Linked DNA regions of Homo sapiens: region 1 is linked to region 2. A link is a loop called in an ENCODE intact Hi-C map of the cell type or tissue named here. Cell type or tissue: dorsolateral prefrontal cortex. All regions are shown on one strand. Each heading gives the region's core, and the rest is flanking DNA. Links, peaks and the distances in the headings are about the cores only. Region 1 overlaps MAGI2 (membrane associated guanylate kinase, WW and PDZ domain containing 2). Region 2 overlaps MAGI2 (membrane associated guanylate kinase, WW and PDZ domain containing 2).

The links. A loop is a pair of places that touch in the nucleus more often than their neighbours do. Peaks named below come from ENCODE experiments on the same cell type or tissue, not always from the same donor. Only the 100,000 strongest peaks of a DNase experiment are listed, where the experiment ranks them.
Region 1: it touches region 2 in a loop (2.7-fold over the local background); 3 of 110 quality-filtered maps call a loop at or near these places.

Annotation. Positions count from the first base shown.
Region 1 is chr7:78,562,808-78,568,197 of GRCh38, reverse strand. The region is part of intron 3 of MAGI2 (membrane associated guanylate kinase, WW and PDZ domain containing 2); the gene reads left to right. Among named protein-coding and RNA genes, the nearest start is that of MAGI2-AS2, 440 kb to the left of the region's middle. RefSeq lists an enhancer at 4,484-5,079. In dorsolateral prefrontal cortex, for the core only: no CTCF peak of the experiment used is centred there; no DNase peak of the experiment used is centred there; H3K4me3 peaks cover 1,022 bases; H3K27ac peaks cover 2,695 bases.
Region 2 is chr7:78,776,846-78,782,235 of GRCh38, reverse strand. All of the region lies in intron 2 of MAGI2 (membrane associated guanylate kinase, WW and PDZ domain containing 2), which reads left to right. Among named protein-coding and RNA genes, the nearest start is that of MAGI2-AS2, 230 kb to the left of the region's middle. In dorsolateral prefrontal cortex, for the core only: a CTCF peak has its summit at 2,246 (motif pointing right); no DNase peak of the experiment used is centred there; H3K27ac peaks cover 769 bases.

The sequences.
Region 1 (5,390 bases), core at 112-5,111, 210 kb after region 2:
TAAAGACCAATCCTCAGATTTAAACATTTAGAACTTAAACATTTAGAGTTTGGAGAGAAGAGAAGAAGCCAGAAAAAGAAACCAAAAAGGATTAACAAGTGAAGTAAGAAGACAAGGAGTGTGTGCGTTTGTAGAAATTAACTGAAGAAAGTGTTTTAAGAAACTTACCAGCTGTTTCAAATGCTGTTCACAGCTCAGCTAAGACGAAGACTGAGAAAGGACCCCTGGATTTGCAATGTGGATGTCTTGGTAAATAGGACAAGAGAAATGTAATGGTGTGGACAAATGCCTGATTGGAGTGAGTTTTGAAAATGATCTAAAGAAAAGAATTAGAGAAAGCTGAGTGTGGACTTCCCATAGGGAGTTTTACCATAGAGGAAGCAGAGAATTGGGTATTTGTTGGGAGATGGGGGGTGAAAATAGGTTTTTGTTGTGTTTTGTTTTAATGATTGGAGATATTCTAGCGTATGTATATGTGATTGAAATGATCCAGTAAAGAGAGGAAAACTGGCGATGCAGGGGAAAGAGCAGCCACTGCAGGAGTGATGTTATTGAGTAGGGGAGAGAGAGAAGGAAGCTGGAGGTCAGGAACATCTACAAAATGTTTATTCTTGTACATATAGGTGCAAGCTAATTAAAGGATTGGTTTTCTCTGATTTCTTTTCCTCTACATCTATGTATCCTACTGGGTAGTTGATACAAAAGCTACCAATTAAGCCAGAAATATTTCTGTCTGTGTGAGAGAAAAAAAGTCACTCATTTGTCATGCATTGCGGTTGTGTGTGTGTGTGTGTGTGTGTGTGTAGTGTGTAGGCTCTCTTTTGTTATTGAGGATTTCAAGGTATTTGGAAGGTATGGCTGCATCTTTTTTTGTGTGTCAGATTCAGTTATTACTTGGAATAGAGCAATTCCATTTGAATTCTGATTTTTCAAGAGCCTGGTTTGTAGTTCCTCTCTTCTGAAATGGTAAATAAGAGGAGAAATAGAAGAAAAGTACAGCAATTAAAAACTTGAATGTCAAGGTTTCCTATCAACTATGAATTTACTTTTTCAAAAGAGTTAATTATTTAGTATATTAGAATAATGGGGACAATAACGGGGACAAAGTTTCTTTGTTTTTGTAAACTATGTGTTTTCTCAAATTTTATATCAGTTTCATTTTAATATTGTAAACTGCATGTTTGCTAGTAAGTCAAACTTTAAAACCTCATATTGTAAAAAGGAGACATGAGCTCAGAGTTGATTACTTTCCATATCTAAAATAGGAAATCTATGACAGAAGCAGAATAAAATCTCAGCCTGTGATTTAGGCATTAGGCTATAGTTTTTCAATTCTCAGGCTGATTACATGAATTTTTTTAGGCCTTGATGCTATAAATAATAGTTTTATATATTATTATCAATGAGGAAAGCTACTATTTTAAAATCAGCTATGGTACTGAAATTATAGAAGAAAAGATAAGGATTGAAAAGAGTAAGTTATCTGATGGAACCTCTCAATAAAGTGTTAGGACAATGAAAGTATTCATGGTATTATATATTGATAGATTTTACTACACATAGCTTGCTAATGTAAGCATCTCCTTTCTCCTGACCTCTGAGTATGTACCTGGAGGACAAATCCATTTGAACCTTGGTTTTCCTCTGTTTTTTTTTTTTTTTTTAAACTGTGTCTGTTGATAGCCCTGTCTTTCATCATCCTGGATAGATTGCTTTGTTAGCACTCTCTCACCAGTGAAATTCAGTCCTTTATTAGGGTCAGATCAATCTTGTTGGCATATTTTTCAAGCATTTTTCTTCTTCCTGTTCCAACCGCCATTCTCACCTCCATGCCTTTCTCACACTTTAAAAAATAGAATTCTCAGATTTTCAAGGCCCTCAGCATCCTTCCACCGTTCAGGATCTGTTCCAGCCTTCTCTTACTCCACTCTCTATTTCACATTGAATGTTCAGGAAAATTGGTCTTTCCCTCTTCCCATTTCCTGAGCACGCTCTCAGCTTTCCCAACTCCATGCCTTTGCTCACATGGTTCTGTGAGGCATAAGATAAAGGAACGACTTCCAAGAGATGTCATCAACGGGGCCATCTCACACCTCTGACTTTCTCAATTCCCCTGCTCCTTGAAAGCACCAACCCAAATGTCAGCTCATTTTCAGCCTGATGATTGCTTCCTGGAATAGTTATCTTTACACACTGTTCTCTGCAGCACCCAGCCCAAGCATTATCCTCATTTTACAGATGACTAAACCGAGGCAGGGAGGTTTAATGATCTACCCGCACCCCAGAACTAATGTGTGGCAGCCCGGGATGCCAAAATTATTGCCATTTTCAGGTACTCAGCTGCTTCCTAAATGCTATTTGACTGCATGAAGAAATAAATGTGTCATTTTCCATTTTTCTTAATTCAAAATTGGAAAGTACTAAATGATGCTTCTTTGTCAGTAAGAGTCTTGCAGGACTAGAATAAAGTATATTAGTCGTGCCATGAGCTGAAAAATGGAGAAAATTTGGGAAATTTCTGAAGTAAGGCCAATAGTAAGGCTGTGTTGTCTATGACAAGAAAACGAAAAGCAAATGTTTTATTTAATCTTACGTGTTTTAATGGTGTGATTTTTTTAAAAGTATTTGAAAATAACCTAGATGAACAGTTATTAAGTGCTCAGTATAGGCCAGACATTTTTGAACATCTTACATATATTAATTCTTATCTTTTTTTTTTTTTTAGCGTTTTAGAGATGGGGTCTCACTCTGTCACTGAGACCATGAGTGCAATAGTGTAATCATGGCTCACTGTAACATCGAAATCTTGGGCTCAAACGATCCTCCTACTTCAGCCTCCCAAGTAGCTAGGACTACAGGAGCATGCCACCATGCCCCACTAATTTTTAAAAAAATTTTTTTTGACACAGGGTCTCGCTATTTTGCCCAGGCTGGTCTTGGACTCCTGGCCTCAAGTGATCCTCCTGCCTCAGCTTCCTGAGTAGCTGGGATTACAGGTGCAAGCCACCGTGCCTGGTGCTAATTTTTAAAATTTAACCATTATATCAATTCTACAAGTTAAGTATTACCATAACCATTTTATTGTTGAAGAAAAGAAGGTCAAGGAGGCCGGGCGCGGTGCTCACACCTGTAATCCCAGCACTTTGGAAGGCTGAGGCAGACGGATCACAAGGTCAGGAGATCAAGACCATCCTGGCTAACACGATGAAACCCCGTCTCTACTAAAAACACAAAAAATTAGCTGGGCGTGGTGGCGGGTGCCTGTAGTCCCAGCAGCTCGGGAGGCTCAGGCAGGAGAATGGCCTGAACCCGGGAGGCGGAGCTTGCAGTGAGCAGAGATCCTGCCACTGCACTCCAGCCTGGGCCACAGAGCAAGACTCCGTCTCAAAAAAAAAAAAAAAAAAAAAAAAAAAAGAATGTCAAAGAGATGAGATGAAGTAACTTGCCCTGGACTGAACATTAATGTTATACTTGGAATTCAGAGCTAAATGATCGCCAAACCCATATGCTTTAACTGAATATTTAAGGTTGTATAGACAGAGGGTAACATATTTTGAGGTCATTTTCTAATCACAGTTATATAAGAGACGACAGTTAAGGCTTTTGGTGACAATAAAGACTATGGCTCCTAACTCCTTACGTTAAAAACCTTATTATAATCAAAAAGTAATAAATTTACTTGCAAATAACTTCAAAAATTATCTAACTTTCTTTGCTAACCTGAAACTTTGTCAGCATTGAAGTTGATAAATAAGTGGATCATTGAGCAGACTTCAGATTCCTGGCATCACCACAAAAATGTACAAGTATTTAGTGGTTATGAAATTAATCTAAAGCAGAATGTTTTTCTTATATTTTAATATATTAATTGTGAAGTGTTGACGCTCAGGGTTGATCCAAGGTGACAGATTAAATCAGATTAATGCCTATAATACTAAAACGCTGAGCAGAATAACATTAAAGCTGGTATCCATGAGCCTAGCCTCACTCCCCAGAAGAGCACCCAGTCAGATTATGAGGCAGTTGTGCGGGATTCTTCCACAGTTATCCTTACCTGCTCAATTAACCTTGGCGTGGTACAGCATATTTGGTTGTGATCTTTTAGAGTTGATGTGTCTCCCATACCTACAAAATTTGAAAATTTACAGTTTCCCTTTTATCATAGAAATTAATCATGTTCTGTGTAATATGTGTTAGCAACTTAAAAAAAATACCTATTCAAATATGACTTTGATCTAATCCAATTTAATTTAGGCCTCAAATTAAATAGAATTTAAGAGTCTTACAGACTTCCTAGACTTGTTTGCAGTCTCAAACACTATATTTGTGATAAGATACTATGGATTGATTTTGATAACGTTAGTGCGTAATATTTTGACTATAATCTTGTTCATTGGATACTCTCTTTCCAGTAACTCTGAACCTGTGGAGATTGGACTTGACATAGGCATTGGGTATTTTTATTTGTAAGGTGTGATATGGAAAAGCACATGGGCATTTTGTCTTTGAAGCAGCACCAACTACTTCTACCAACAGAATTTATCATAGCTCTTAGGATTGCCTCTTAGAAAAGTCATCTGCCAGGGGATTTAAAACATGGCTGTGGATGACTGGGGTCATATGGCACTGAGTTAATTTCTGTTTAGGACCTCAGCTCTGGCTCATTTCCTGAATCTCTTGAGTGGCTCTCGTCTGTCGTTTTTCACACTCCTGGTTTCCAAAAACTCGTAATCCTAGAATCAATGTGGCTTTGCATCATAAAGCTAATGGCCAAGTGCTTGAGGAGACCACTAATCATCACTGTAGCCAGGCACGGGAAGGTGCATGCTGCCCCAGGTGACCTTTGAGCATTGAATGCAGCCCCCATGGTCTCTGCGAAGCAGTCCTTTCAGTAGCCCAAATAAAATTTCCCCAAGCTAGTAATTGTCTTGCATTTTTAGCAATCATCTTTGAATTTTTCCTCTTTCAAATTATAAAACCTTTTCAGTTGTGCCCTGTCATCTTGCAAGGATGGCTCAGCAGGACATTAGGACTTTAATAGAGACTTTAAAAACATTCCTACCAATTTATAATAATTGCACATATTTGCAAATTCTGTTTTTCTTTACCAGGCTCTTATTACCATTACTACCATGTTGTCAGCAGGCGAACTTTCTGGCAAGAAATTACAATCAAATGACCACTCATTAAAAAAAAAAAACAACAAAAAAGAAACTCACAAAGAGACAAAGAGATGGAGGGGAAAGTGAATGTATTTTCATACATAATTATGGGGCCTTCAAGCTTCACTTTAGAACTGCTAAAATGGGAAGGTGCAAAGCAAAAATTCAGTAGCAGAAGACTAGAAGAGACATAAATCCCAAGAATCCCTTCTAGGGAGATGCAGTTAG
Region 2 (5,390 bases), core at 145-5,144:
TTTATGGTGAATCTTTCCTCTTCACTCCTCCAACTCCAGCTGACGTGTTTCAAGTTATCGCTTAATTGCCGACGTTCTCCTGAGTTGGAGGAAGCTCACCTCTGACTCCATTTTGTGCTACTTTTTCACCTCATTAGAAATGAACCTTTTTTCTTAAGGTAACTTCTAATATTTAGAAATTGTTTTGAATTTTGAAAAATCTGAACTACACTGATTTTAATTTTACTTTCACTATTTCATCATTTATGAAGTTGCCTAAAACATGTAGAATTTTAAAGAATTACGTAGGAACTTCCAAGGGGTTAAGAAATATAACAATTGAAGGAAGATATTTACATTTTGTTCTTAAAGATTTCAAAGCAAAAATTCAGCAATGTCTTTAATACCCAATTTCTTACAGTGACCTCTTCCAGTGCCTACCTCGCTAATAGTTAGGATGTTTTTTCTGATGTTAACATTCTTTACTTTAATTTTGTCCTAAAGCATTATTTCTTCTATTATAAAAGCATTATTTCTCATTTAAAATTTCTAATATAATTTTTTACTATGTAAGCTATTTCTTTCCCATAGAAATATATTGTCCTATAGGTGACAATTGAATATGTAGGTTATTTCTTTTTCTCCCCTTTATCATAAATCTTGAAGAGGGAAGTTGTTCCTCAATTTAGTTCCCATTTTCTCCCTCAATAGCATAGATGCTTTAAGCATCTTTTCCTTTTTTGTTTATTTAGTAGATGGGGAGAAATTTCTGCACATTTATGTGGGCAATAATTCAAGCCTTTATGCAAATTTTTTTTACATAGTAGGCTCTTCACATTTAACCCTCTGCTATATTCTTTTTTTTTTTTTTTTTTTGTGAGACGGAGTCTCACTGTGTCGCCCAGGCTGGAATGCAGTGGTGACATCTCGGCTCACTGCAAGCTCCATGTCCTGGGTTCATGCCATTCTCCTGCCTCAGCCTCCCGAGTAGCTGGGACTACAGGCGCCCGCCACCATGTCCGGCTAATTTTTTGTATTTTTTAGTAAAGACGGGGTTTCACCGTGTTAGTCAAGATGGTCTCGATCTCCTGACCTCGTGATCTGCCCGCCTCAGCCTCCCAGAGTGCTGGGATTACAGGCGTGAGCCACCCTGCCCGGCCATCCCTCTGCTGTATTCTTACCACAGTATCTCACAATCAGAAGAAATGAATAAGATGAAGTAAATTGTTTCAGTAATCAGAAGTCATTCCCCAAACAATCTATCTGAATATCATTTGTGAGGCCATCTACACAAATGACAACTCCATTGCTTGCTCAAGGTGCAAGTAATGTAAATTATGCATGCAATTTTCCTACAACTTTTCAGTCATCTTACTTTTATTCTAGAGGAATTCCAGCAGTTATGTCACTTTTAGAAGGTGAGGAATAAGAAAGGCCGGGCCATAGGAAAGTTTACTTTCCCTTTCTGTTCAGGTTTCCCTAATGGCCCGGTACTGAAACAGAACTGACAAATACTACAATTAACACCTGTTGGTTTTACTGGAGGAGCCCCGCCTTGGGTTCTTTGAAAGCCTCACACATCTCATAGGAAATCTTGAAAAGTATTCATTCAAAAGTTACATAAGAACCATCCAGTATGTGGTAGAAAATGAGGTGAAGATCGGGAGCATGGGGTTTTGTTTTCTTTTATTTGCTGGGATTATTGAGAGTTATATTACGGAACTGAAAGAGAAATACTAGTAATCTGCCTAATTTGAAAACAAGTGGGAGTACTGATTAGGGCATAATTGAAACTCCTGATACTCATAGTTACTGTTACTAATGAGGAAAATGTTTCAACTGATATTTTGCTTTTTAATATATTTACAGAAAGTGGCATTATAAATTCAGGTACAAACACACATGAACACACACAAATCTACACATAGAGTGGGGTGCTGGAGGTGGCTAGCACTGTCTTGAAAGAGACATTTGTGCATATCTTTTCCCAAATCCAGTTCAGTGGCTTTAACTTGATAGCTTGAAATTTGCCGTAATGGGCATATTTACTCTACAAAAATGAGCAAGGGATACAAATCAATGTGTTTGCTTGTTTTTCATAGAGCCAGTTTTTAAACATTAAGCAGTACACATTGTCATAACACGCATTCTTTTCTCAAGTTTCCATGACTGTTGCGGACTGTTCACATTTATCTGCAATGGTTTTGCAGAGTCATTTAATTAAGGGTTTGATTTCTTAATATCTTTCTTTCTAATTTCTGTCCCAGAGGGTGGCAGCATAGTGCAGTAAAAAGTACCTGGGGGCTTTGTATTGAAAGGTGTTAATCCCTGTTCTGTCCCTTTGGCTCTTTGACCTTGAGAAAGTCACCTAAGCTTTCTGACCCAAAAATTCTTCCTCTCTAAAATGGGTATAGCACCATCACCATGGGGATTGAAAGGGATGTTGCACATAGCAGAGTCTGTCATAGAGTCAGGTTGAGGTAATGGGAGCTCACTTCCCAGTATCATGGACTAATACGGTTTGATGTTGAAAGCTCAAGAAATGTTTAACTTCTTAATCTCCTACAACCAAAATCTATGAGCCTGATGAGTTCCTGAAAAAGTTCAATATCTGTGTTTCGAAGAGAAGGTCATTGACATTAAATAAGTTATCCAGGGTAAGTCTCCTTAATCCTAACAGAGTGATTCAGTCAAAACTTTCTCAACTATTCTGTGGTACCAACTTCTGGTCTCTAGGTAGACCAGGTAACTATTTCTTCTCTTTCTTCCGTCTTTTCTATTCTCTCTTCATCTTTCCCTTCTTCTTAATCCAGTTGAATTTGATTTTGGTTCTATTAAGTTGCTCAGGTGCCTTCAGGAAAGTAATTCACTTGACTAAAATTTAGATCTTCTGCAAGAGCACATCTTACTTAAATAGTGAAAGCCATTCAGGCAAATGTCAGGTGAACTAAGGAGATGTGGGCAGATCAGGTGACACATGGACAATGATCAAGCCTGGGGGAAAAAAAAAGTTGCTGTTTGGTGGGTGAATGACTACTTTGAAAGGCTGAAGGCTCAGTGTGGTGGCTTACGCCTGTAATCCCAGCACTTTGGGATGCCGAAGCAGGCAGATAACGAGGTCAGGAGTTTGAGACCACCCTGGCCAACATTGAAACTCCGCCTCTACTAAAAATACAAAACATTAGCCAGGCAAGGTGGCACATGTGCCTGCAGTCCCCACTACTCGGGAGGCTGAGGAAGGAGAATCGCTTGAACCGGGGAGGCATAGGTTGCAGTGAGCTGAGATCACACCACTGCACTCCAGCCTGGGCAACAGAGCAAGACTCCATCTCAAAAAAAAAAAAAAAAAAAAGGCTGAAAAGGAAAGCCCTGTTTCCTGAGAAATTATTATATGCTAGATTCTGTGCTAGTTATTTTATAATTATATGTATTTTTCACAATATACCTGAGAGATTAGATATTGTATTTTCTATTTTACAGGTGAGGAAATTAAGATTTAAGGCCATTAAGTTATCTTGCCCAAAGTCACACAGTTTGTGGTAGAATTTGATTCAAAACTAAGGTGTCTGTCCAGTGTTTCTTTTTCCAGTGCTAGGTTACTGAAGTCAGAGTATATAGCTTCCATGCTCTTCATTTTCCTTTACTCTAATTTGAAATTGGACTTTATGGGGAATATGCTTGGTTAATTCAGTCCCTTTAAATAGACATTTTAGGCCATAGTTTAGATGTTCTATAAATTATTTTTAGTTTCTACTTCTAAGGAATGTTTTTAACTTTTAAGATTATACAAACCATCCAGTCACCAAGACAAAAAGTAGCCCTACTTTAGATAACACATACTAATTTGCACAGTTTATTCTACTGAATTTTGATCATGTTATAAGGTGAGAATCAAAAGCAGGAAGGACTCTAAGGGAATGGGGAAAGTGACACTGAGTGGATTAAAGTGTGGAGAAAAGAAGGTGGAAGGTATGGACAATAAACTGCATTCACTTCAAAATTTTGTCCAGGTTCAGCTCTGGCAAACGTTGTCTCATTAAGCAGGAGACTCTCTATTTGCCCCATTATGCCCATGTGCTTGGGTTCACAAGGTAATGTAGATGAAGGATTATGGAAAAGCATGATCCTCTGGTGAAAATAAAAGATCACAATTCAGCCTGGCTTGCAGAAATCAAAACTGGGATGATTCATTATGAGATCAGAAATGCAAATCCATAAAGAGCAGCTCAAGAAAGGAATTTATTCATGATCGCTGGGTACAGACAGCCCTTCTACTTGTGCTTTGGTCCTTTCAGTCATATGAAGCATATTCTCATGTGGATTGTTAATATATGATGAATTACCTTCAGAGGACTTAGAAATCATCTAGAGCGGTCCTTCTGTGTGCAACAACTGATCCTGAGACTTGTTTATGGTGAAGAAAGACTAATTAAGGAGAAAGCATTTTATGTTCCATTTTACTTTATGTACTGGAAGGTATTTAAGTGGATGCCTTTACTTTCACTCGGCCCATTATAATATGATAGTGTGTTTTATATCAAGGTAATTGGCTCAAAATATGCAATTTCATAACTTGAAGCCAGTAAAAGAAAATATTGTAATAATAATGGTGAAAGCTAGCACTTACTTTGTACTTATTTAGAACAGTGTCTGGTACATGACAAGCTTTGGCTATGATGATGAGTAGGAGAAAGATGATGATGGTGATAGTGATAGTAGTGAAGATAATGATAGTGGTGGTGATGGTAGTAGTTATGATGACGATGGTGGTGATGATGATATTGATGGTGACAGTGATAATGGTGGTGGTAGTGGTGATGATGGTGATGGTGTACCAGGCACTGTGCTAAGCTCCTTACATGCATTATGTTATTTAATGCCTGATAACTATACAACTGATATGAGGACTGTTTTACAAATGAGTAATTTATGTGGTACCACACAGCTAGGAAATAGTGAAGTCAAGGTCGCTGAAGCTCTGCCTCTTTGACACTGTGCTGTATTTAAAAGCTTTTCTTAAAACATATACTTTGGCTGGTTAGTTAAGACTAGAGAAAAACCCAAAGCATAATTTTTCTCCTTTTTGCTTTTCTTCTCTTAGAATGGGGTAATCAAACTTTAACTATTTCCTATCATATTTATACATGCACCCACATATAACTATCTTCAAGTAGAGCAGTACACTTTTGACAGTGACTGAAAATGTATTAATTTGACCTAAACAGTCAAAAAGAGGTGAGTAGCCTATGAGACAGGGTGAGAAAGTTCCCATAGATCCAGGCTCTGCAAACACCATAGCTGCCAGCCCAAAAGTAATCTATACACACACTCAATATTCAATCATATATCAATCATTTAGTTTATGCTCACAAAACCATCAAGAGTAGAATCTTTACCTGTTAGGATCAACA